Linked DNA regions of Homo sapiens: region 2 is linked to region 1. The links are chromatin contacts, found by Hi-C or POLR2A ChIA-PET in ENCODE. All regions are on one chromosome and are shown on one strand. The core of a region is the stretch at or near the end of the contact, and the rest is flanking DNA. Distances in the headings are between cores, read along the strand shown.

Region 1 (4,466 bases), core at 907-3,406:
AGCCACCACTGGCTCCCTGCTGGTCTAGTACAGTTCCATCCTCATGGCTTCTCTGCTTCCACCTATGCTCTACTGTCTGTCCCCCACACAACAGCCAGAGGGACCCTTTTATTTTATTTTATTTTATTTGTTTGAGACGGAGTGTTGTTCTATCGCCCAGGCTGGAGTGCAGTGGTGCTATCTTGTGCTCACTGCAATCTCTGCCTCCCAGGTTCAAGCGATCATCCAACCTCAGCCTCCTGAGTAGCTGGGATTACAGATGTGTGCCATCGCGCCCAGCTAACTTTTGTATTTTTAGTAGAGACATGGTTTCACCATGTTGGCCAGGCTGGTCTCTAACTGCTGGGTTCAAGTGATCCTCCTGCCTCAGCCTCAGCCTCCCAAAGTGCTGGGATTACAGGCGTGAGCCACCACGCCCAGTCTGGAACAAAAGTTTTGACTAAAAGGGAGGTGAGGACAAACTGGGATGGGGCCATTGTTCTGGAGGCGGTACAGTCCAGAACCCCCTTCTAGACTGAAGGACTCACTCCCTCAGCTTCTGGGAAGATTGTCAGCTTTCAGACCATTTGGGAATTACCCTCAACTCAAGAGAGCTGCTTGTCCAAGGTCACGCCCCATGTGAATCAAGGGCAGCTGCCCTTCAATGGCATCCAGTCACTGGTTAATGCCAGCATAGAAGGCCTAGCCTCCTGACCCCAATGCTGAAGGCCATTCCAGCTTCAATATTCCCTGTGGGACAGCTGAGGCCGTGTGGAGGCGACACAGCAGCTCAACTTCTCCCTCTGCCCAGATGGGCTTCCTTCATCCCACAGGTGTTGATGGAGAGCATTTCCAATAAACTTCCTGCTCAGTTTCCAGAGACCCCAACCTAGAACAGCTATTCAGAGACTGGTGTGTGTGCATGCGTGCGTGCTTGTGCACGCCTGTGCTGTTTGCATGGGGTGGGGGACAGAGTGGAGGACCCAAGGAGGACTGCGTGTACACAGTGGGTGGCAGGATCTTTATTTAAAGTTTACTAAGTAATTCCTTTCTCACCAGCACCCGTTTCTCTTGTGGAATGTGTCTCTAGAATCCAGTTTAAACTAGCCTCCCAGGTGGTTCTGATGGAGTGCAGAAATCCCGGGGCCAGAGTTGCAAATTGGGCCACAACCCCTCCTAGCGTAGCCGCGTGCTAGGGCAAAGCCATGGGGGCCTTTCGGAGCCTCAGTTTTCTCTTATGTAAAGTACAGCGTCCACATGCCAGGGTGAGATCACGCAGGTGAATCGCTGAACCTGACTCCTAATCCGTGAAAGCCAAATTTAAAAATAAAATGTTGAGGGAGGGGCCGGGGTCCCTGGGAAGGGTCCCCCCTTCTCTGCATCTCCCAGGACGCCTGGCCTGGGTCCCTCTCGGGGCGGCCAGGGTTAAGTGAGGGCAGACGCAGCGAATGATTTCAGAGAAACCGTCCAGGCCTGAGTTCCCATAAACGCGCGGGCCGCAGGGGGTGGGGCGGGGCTGGAGGAAGTGGGGACGGGAGGGGCGACCCAGCCCTCGGACTTCCAGTAACAGGTCTGCTGGGCGGGGCTCTGCTTCCTGCTCCCGGGGGAGGGAAGCCTGTCCCGCCGGGGATCTACCCTGGCCACCCCTGGCACCCCAACTTCCATCCTCGAATGGGGCGGGGGAAGGGAGTGCCCAGCCCAAGAAGACCTAGCTCCCTTGAGGTGTGTGTGTGTAGGGGGGGCGCATAATCCCGAGTCCTCCCGCCTGGGGGACCCTCTGGAACTCCACCCCGCAGAGCTCAGGCTCCAGCTGGCTGCAAGTCCTCCTTATCCCGGCATCCACCCCCAACATCTCTTGGGAGCCAGAAATAGCCCTAACTCTTCTTTAAGAATAAGGACTTCCCCCGTCCTTCAGAGCTCCAGGATCCCAAACTACCTTGCCAGTCCTTGTCCCCTCAGAGACCCAGAAATACAGCGCCTCAAACCCTGGCCCTTTGGGAACACAGACTTTCAGGCCCCTTGGCGTGACCAGTTTCACCAGCCCAACGTCCTGCTGCCGCTGTCGTGAAATTCTTAAGTTTTGAACAAGGGACTCTGCAAATTTCTGTATCTGGTCCTGCCCGTAAAGCCCCTCTGAGTGCCAGGTCCCCAAGCTGCCAAGCTGCTCCTCATCCCCTCGGAGATTAAGGAATACAGTTCCCCAACTTCTGCCTTCTGAGAATCAGAACATCACCCCCCCCCCCCGCCCCCGCCTTCCTGCCCCCTCCCCAGGTTTCTGGCTGCCCAGTCCCTAACCTCTTGGGGGTCCAAATGCCCCAAGGCTCGTACCCGCCTGTGAGGAGATGGAAGCCCAGCCTCCCAACCTTTTGGCTTCTGCGGGGACCCAGACTTAGCGTCCCCCGCCCTCCTCGCCCCCACTGCCCTCCCCCGCGGGTGTGAAGAGGAGCCGGTGGCGCAGGCTGGGGCCGGGCCGCTGCCCGTTCCGGTAAAGTCTCAGCCCCAGCGGAAGGGGTTAAGGTTGGAGGAAGCGCCAGGAGGGGGGAGGCTGCGAGTGAGTGACGGGTGCTGACGTGGGGGAGGCAGAGCAGCTGGGTTGCGGTCAAGTTCTGCGGGAAGGGATTTCCCCCAGCAGGCAGCTGAGGCAGAAGTGTTTGCCTTGGGGGAGAGTCGGAGAGGGAGGGTGTGGGGAGGGCCTGGGGCTGGAGACTGGTGGGCCGGGTGGCCTCTGGCAAGCACCCTGCTTTTCAACAGCATGGACAGCTCACCACTGGGGGCAGAGACTGTCTGATTAAGCCCATTTCATAGATGACCCCCCAGAGGTACCCAGAAGGGGAGGGAACTAGGTTTTATTAGCTCTTTATAATCTAGGCCACTTTCTCCTGCTAGGGCTCTGGAGATGGCCTGCAACCACCCTGGGAGCTCTGCTCAAACATTACCCATTTCCATGCATTGAGCACTTACTGTTTGCCCAGCCCTGTTCTGTGCACTGTATTAATACATGTGTACAAGATCTCACTGAATCCTAATTGTGATAGGTGCTATTATGAGACCCAGTTTCCAAATAGGGAAACTGAGACTCAGGGACATGAAATCACTCAGTGGGCCAGTGGCGGAGCAGCCCTCTGCTACTTCTCTGCAGAAACAGGCCTGTTCATCTCTACCTGTGGTTTCCAGGCCCCAAACTAATTCTCACAGAAGTGCTTTGTATAAATCATGTCATTTCTTCCTCCCAGAGACCCTCACACGCGATGGTTCCTGTTTTTACAGAGAGGGAAACTGAGGCACAGAGGGAGTAGAACGTGGCCACGCTGAGATTCCAACCCAGGTCAATAGAATAATAAGAATCATGATGATCAATTGCAGTGAGTGCTTACTATGTGCTAGGCACAGACCAAACCCTCCCGTGCAGGACTTCTCAGCAGCCTCACAAACATGTTCTTCAGACTGCAGGTGATAAACCATGGGGGTTGTGAAATCAATTTAGGGGATCTTCAAATTAATGTAGTGGGCTGTGACCATGAAACAATGAAGTCGACTAGAATAGAAAATGGCAAAGTAAAGCTGTAAGCTGGGCTCGGTGGCTCACATCTGTAATCTCAGCACTTTGGGAGGCTGAGGTGGGAGGATCACTTAAGCCCAGGAGTTTGAGACCAGTCTGGGCAACATAGCAAGACTGCTGTGTTTCTACAAAAAAAAAATACAAAAATTAGCCAGGTGTGGGGGTAGCGTCTGTGGTCCCAGCTACTCAGGAGGCTGAGGTGGGAGGATCATTTGAGCCCAAGAGATCAAGGCTGCAGTGAGCTATGATTGCACCACTGCACTCCAGCCTGGGTGACAGATCGAGACCCTGTCTCAGAAAAAAAAAAAAGAAAAAGAAAAAAAGAAAAAAAGAAAATGTCACAGTAGAACCCACATAGTAAGGGCGAGTATTGTTTCATTTTGTGCAATTTTAATTTCAAGTTTGTGTGTGTGTGTGTGTGTGTGTGTGTGTGTGCTGGGTTTGAGATAAAATAATAGTAATATTAACAAACACTTACTCAACATTTATGCCAGGTCCAGTGATAGTTTTACATGTATAATTCATATAGTAAGTTAATCAATGAACTGTCTTTCTTGTTTTTAGGTTGTGACAAAATATCTAAAGACCACCGTTCCAAAAATAGTGTTCTAGGGGTGGGCTTGGGGCTCATGCCTGTAATCCCAGCACTTTGGGAGGCCAAGGCGAGTGGATCACTTGAGGTCAGGAGTTTGAGACCAACCTGGCCAACATGGTGAAACCCTGTCTCTACCAAAAAATACAAAAATTAGCCAGGCTTGGCAGTGGGCACCTGTAGTCTCAGCTACTCGGGAGGCTGTGGCATGAGACTCACTTGAACTTGGGGGGCAGAGGTTGCAGTGAGCTGAGATCGTGCCACTGCACTCCAGCCTGGGCGACAGAGTGAGACCCTGTCTCAAAAAAACAAAAACAAAAACCAAACAAAAATAGT
Region 2 (4,789 bases), core at 125-2,624, 240 kb before region 1:
CTCAGTCCTGGGAGTGAGGCACTTGCTGGGAATCCCCCGGGGGCCAGCTCCAGGGTCCAGCTGGGCCACACTACCCCCTCCCAACCCCTGCAGCTCCCGAGACAGCATGGCGCCCCAGCCTTACCCGGACGTCCATGACCTTGGTGATCTTCCAGAGGTCGATGAGGACCCCAATGAAGACGCTGACCTGGACCACGAAGTTGGTCTCGTTGTCCAGGATGTAGAGGAGGACCACGAATGACTGGAAAACGCCGAAGAAGACGGAGCGCACGGACAGGCCCTCCAGGGACTGCCGGCTGTTCCAGAACTGGATATCTGTGCGCAGGGGGTAGGGGGGAACCAGGAGGCTGAGGAGGTGCTGAGACCCTACTGCAGCTCCCTCAGGCCCCCTTGGCCTGCATCCTCACACCCTGGGGTGGGGCTGGGTCCTCAGGAGGGGTGCTGAACGAGACCCCTCTCTCCCAGGAAGGCTCTCATATTCATTGGGTGACCCCCAGAGCACCAGACAGGCGGCACCCCTGGAGCCCTCCCATAGGACGTCAGCACCCAGCACCCCAAGGTGCAGTCCCTTGACTGATGGTGACGGTGACTGGTGCCATGGACAGGGCTCACCACGTGCCAGGTGCTAAGGACTGGTCAGGGAAGCTGCTTCCCTGAGGCCAAACAGCCTGGCATGGCAGAATCTGAAGGGACGCGGGGTCTGTGCCACACCATGGTGCCAGCTCGCCCTCCCTGGGAAGGAAGATCTGTGGCATGCACTTCAAGACCACCTCCTCCAGGCCCCTGCCCTGACACCGGGAAGGAACTGGCTCACAGCCATGCTCAGGAAACTGAAAAGGGCCCTGGGCTCCAGTCTGGAGCTCCTTCCAGTGCTCCGCCTAGATGCTGCCAAGGATCCATGTCAGCATGCTCCTCTCTGAGCCCTGGTCTCACCACGGACACCCCTCTCTTGACCCCGCCCGGCTGAGCATCTAACCGCAGCCACAGGAGGCTGAGCCACCACGTCTGTAGCACAGTGGTGGAGCCAGGTCTGCAGTCCTGCAGAGTCAGGGCCAGCTCTGCACTCAGGGAGTGAGGGCTGTGAATTCTGGTCCATGTGCACCCTACCCCATCCCAGAGCTCCCCCACATCCCAGAGCTCCCCCACATCCCAGAGCTCTGGCACACTCCATAGCCTCACCCCACCCACCCCTGCCCATCAGAATGACCCCTGTCCCAACTGAGAAGAATGGGTCTGGAGACAGGGTTCTGGTGGGTTCTCGTGGGAGCAGTTGGGCCCAAGCCTCTCCTTAGACCAGGGAGGCCACACAGCACTGGTGCCAAGTGAGGCCTGCGCCCCCTGCTGCATGACACTGGGGAGGACAGCCTTCTTGTGCCTCATTTCTCACTGGACCCCAGCCAAGCCAGCTCCTAGGCAGAAGGGTCCCGTCTCCCAGCGACAGCTGGTAGATGGCTGGCTGGGGTCGGCACCAGCTCCTGTGCCCGTATGACACTGCATTCTTCCAGATGGTAGTTCTCAATAATGGCAAGAGCGTCCTTTTTTTTGGAACAGGGTGTCACTCTGTTGCCTAGGATGGAGTTCAGTGGTGTGATCATGGCTCACGGCAGCCTTGACCTTTCAGGCCCAAGCCTCCCGAGTAGCTGAGACCATAGGCACACGCTGCCATGCCCAGCTAATTCTTAAAAAAAATTGTGTAGAAACGAATCTCGCTTTGTTGCCCAGGCTGGTCTCAAACTCCGGGGCTTAGGTGATCCTCCCACCTTGGCCTCCCAAAGTGCTGGGATTACAGGCGAGAGCCACCACCAGGCCGGCAATAGCATCTTAATACCAGGAATACTACTACTCATTCCTCTTGCCGCCTGCGGGAGCTACAGGGCCGCAGGCCACTCCTTCAGACTGGGGTGCTCTGGGCAAGGAAGAAGTGGCCTGCAGGGCCTAGAAGATGAGAGTTGGGGCTGGAACCATCTGCCCCTTAGGAACCGTGTGACTGGGCAAGTGACATCCCTGAGCCTCTGGCTCCCACAGGGCTCAAGGAGCTACTGGGGAGGGTACCCAGGACAGTGCCTGGCATGTGGCTGCTTCTCCTCAAACGCTGGCCATCAGTATGGTCAGCCTTAGAACCTAGGGACCTTTGGGGGACAGTGCTCCTCCTTCCCACTTGGGCAGGCCCCGTCCACTCAGCCCTAAGCGGCCTCCCGCAGCAGGCAGCCTGCCGGGCAGGGTGGCGGGAGCAGCTCCGGGGCTTCCCTGCTCTTGGCTCTGGAGTTCCCCAGCCCTGCTTCCTGGCAGTATTGGCCTGGCCTCTGCCCCACCAGCGGGCCAGCCCCTCCCTCAGCTCCACACCCGGTGGGTGGGAATTTCTGGGTTGGGAGTTTTGGGGCCACTGCCCCTCCCCAGCTCACTAGGCCTCTGGAGAGTGGGGCTGAGAGACCCCAGGCAGGGGGAGGACATGTGGGGAGGGAGGGGAGGAGGAAGGGGGCAGGTCCTGTCCCCCACCCTGCACAGCCTCTCACTAGCCCTGGGGTCCTGTTCCTACCATTCTTGAAGGCCAGGAACTCGAAGACACTGTGAACGATAGACACGATGATGGTGAGCGCCAGCAGGTAGGGGTTGGTCTCCAGCAGGGCCACCTGCAGGGGACACATGTGAGCACAGCCTGTCCCCACCCAGGAGCACCTTCACTAGCTTTTGTCCCGAGGGCTGCCCCTGGGGCCGCCTGTAGAGGGAGGCTGAAGGTGGGCCAGCCAGGAGGAGACTGGGTCAGAGATGGGCAGATGGGGAGAGAGAGGAGGGTGACTCACAAAGACAGAAGAGACGGGGAGATGGCACTAGGGGAAGAGGCAGAGGCCAAGGGAGTGCTGCGGGGAGTGGGTGAAGGGACACTGGGAGCCAGGAGCAGAGACCCAACAGTGACGACAGCCCAGGAGGCAAAGCCGAGCCTCACGCCACAGACACAGGCTGACATTTCAGGACCCAGTGAGATGGCAGAGACACAGAGTTGGAGCCAGGGCCAGGGACACAAGGTCTGGGACAGAAGGAGGAAGGGACAGGTCTGGACCCAAAGGGTCCAACAGAACAGCCTGGGGAGAGGACCCCCAGTCATCTAGGGCTGGAGGGCTGGGTGCCCACTTCCTTTCACTGTGGAGAAGGGACCTGGGAGGTTGTGAAACTGTGGGCAGAGGAGCACCAGGCGGGAGGTCCCACAGCCCAGGCCTGGCACACTTCCTCTTGGCCTCTTGCGCCCAGGAAGGCACCGGGAAGTCCCGCCCACACCGGCCGCACTCACCTTCACCGAGTCCTGCTCCTCATCTGACTGCTCGTACAACTCATCACCCAGGAAGTTCCAGGGCGACTTGGTGCTCTGGGCAGCATAGAGCTGCCAGCGCCAAAGCGAGAGTGGGCAGAAGGAGACGCGGAGCGGCAGGCTGGCCAGGCTCTCGTTGATGGGGTAGTAGTCCTTCTGCAGGTTCCAGTAGTCATTGAAGTAGATGATGGGATAGTAGTCACCGCTCACGGCGTCGAACTTCACATCTGCAGCACGTGGGGCAGGGGCACCATTTGGCCCGGGCAGGAGGCCAGGGTACCCGCAGGCCTCAGATGTCTGGAGAGACCCAACAGGGCCCCTCTACAGAGACTGGAGGACAGGGGACATTTCTAGGCCACACCATGAGGAGCTAAAGGGTGCCTTGACCTCAGCAGAGGGGACTGAGGCAAAGGGCAGGCAGGTCCCCACTGAAGGGGGCAGCTGTGGCTCAGCTCCAGCCCACGGCTGCCCTGTGGGTGACCATGTAACCCAGTTTTATAAAATAAGCCAGAAATTGTGGCTTTTAAGTGATACTGCCTCAATTTCAAAAGCTGGCAAGTGATAAGACATTTTTTGAAAACAGTTTGTGGGCTGGATGGCACTTGATTGCGGACCGATGCTGGCGTGTAGAAGTCAGTCCTGGGGTCCCCAGGGGTGGTGGTGTGGGAGAGGGAGAGGACATGGGAAGGGGATAGGACAGGGTGGGAGCTTGGGAGGGTGGAGCCCTGGAAAGCTCTCTCAGGGGGACAGGGCCAGGAGAAGACAAGGAGATGGACCCCGAGCACCCTCTCAAAGGCTCTGCAGGCAGCTGGCAGGGCTGGGGAGCTTACATTGATCCAGGGGAGGGGGCACACTGCCCTTCACCCACGGCGTGTGGTCGTCCACGATGTTGATGGTGATGTTGGGGTGCCAATGGGAGATCACCTCCACAGGCCCATAGTCCTCAGCCCTCTGAGGCAACATGGGGGGAAGGACCTCAGAGGCAGGTGGAAGTGCTCGGGGACTATCACTCTCTGTACACTTCCTCCCCAGGGTTCCCGAGAAAATCTTAATCTTTGCTTTCTTTTTTTTCTGAGATGGGGTCTCACTATGCTGCCCAAGCTGGTCTCGAATTCTGGGCTCAAGCACGATCCTCCCACCTCGGCCTCCCAAAGTGCTGGGATTAGAGGCGTGAGCCACCATGGACAGCTTCTTTTCTTTCTTTCTTTTTTCTCTTTTTTGGAAGAGATGGGGTCTCACTATGCTGCCTGGGCTGATCTTGAACTTCCGGGCTCAAGTGATCCTTCTGCTTCGGCCTCCCAAAATGCTGGGAAAACAGGCATGAGCCATCTCCCCTGACAACCCTGGCAGCAGAATATCAGCCACCACAGCAACTGCTGGCAGAAGGCTCTCCTCCCTAGGCTTAGAGATTCCGCCACCCAGGACCCTTCCGGCCACCGACAGGATCCTCCCACCCCACATGTAGAAAACCGAGGTAGAGGTAGA

What was found. A loop is a pair of places that touch in the nucleus more often than their neighbours do. ChIA-PET counts read pairs that join two places held with the same protein, here RNA polymerase II (POLR2A). Pooled maps may share reads with other maps.
Region 2: a pooled map shows a loop between it and region 1 (2.3-fold over the local background). The contact joins two enhancer-like sites. A Hi-C loop is called at or near these places in 1 of 50 pooled maps. POLR2A ChIA-PET finds 5 or more read pairs at or near these places in 3 of 52 experiments (GM12878, activated B cell and activated CD4-positive, alpha-beta T cell).

The regions. Positions count from the first base shown.
Region 1 is chr19:44,751,586-44,756,051 of GRCh38, reverse strand. All of the region lies in intron 2 of BCL3 (BCL3 transcription coactivator), which reads right to left. Among named protein-coding and RNA genes, the nearest start is that of MIR8085, 4.8 kb to the left of the region's middle. RefSeq lists enhancers at 315-1,025, 1,179-1,338, 2,549-2,618 and silencers at 2,059-2,138, 2,219-2,428. Within about 2 kb of position 2,156, at least 40 of the 41 ENCODE cell types and tissues checked have a DNase peak (open chromatin) inside an H3K27ac peak, as active enhancers do.
Region 2 is chr19:44,985,921-44,990,709 of GRCh38, reverse strand. It overlaps CLPTM1 (CLPTM1 regulator of GABA type A receptor forward trafficking), which reads right to left. Exons shown (of 14, transcript NM_001294.4): 7 at 4,135-4,255; 8 at 3,287-3,531; 9 at 2,537-2,630; 10 at 125-315. Among named protein-coding and RNA genes, the nearest start is that of RELB, 13 kb to the left of the region's middle. RefSeq lists enhancers at 920-969, 1,450-1,609. Within about 2 kb of position 1,374, at least 4 of the 41 ENCODE cell types and tissues checked have a DNase peak (open chromatin) inside an H3K27ac peak, as active enhancers do.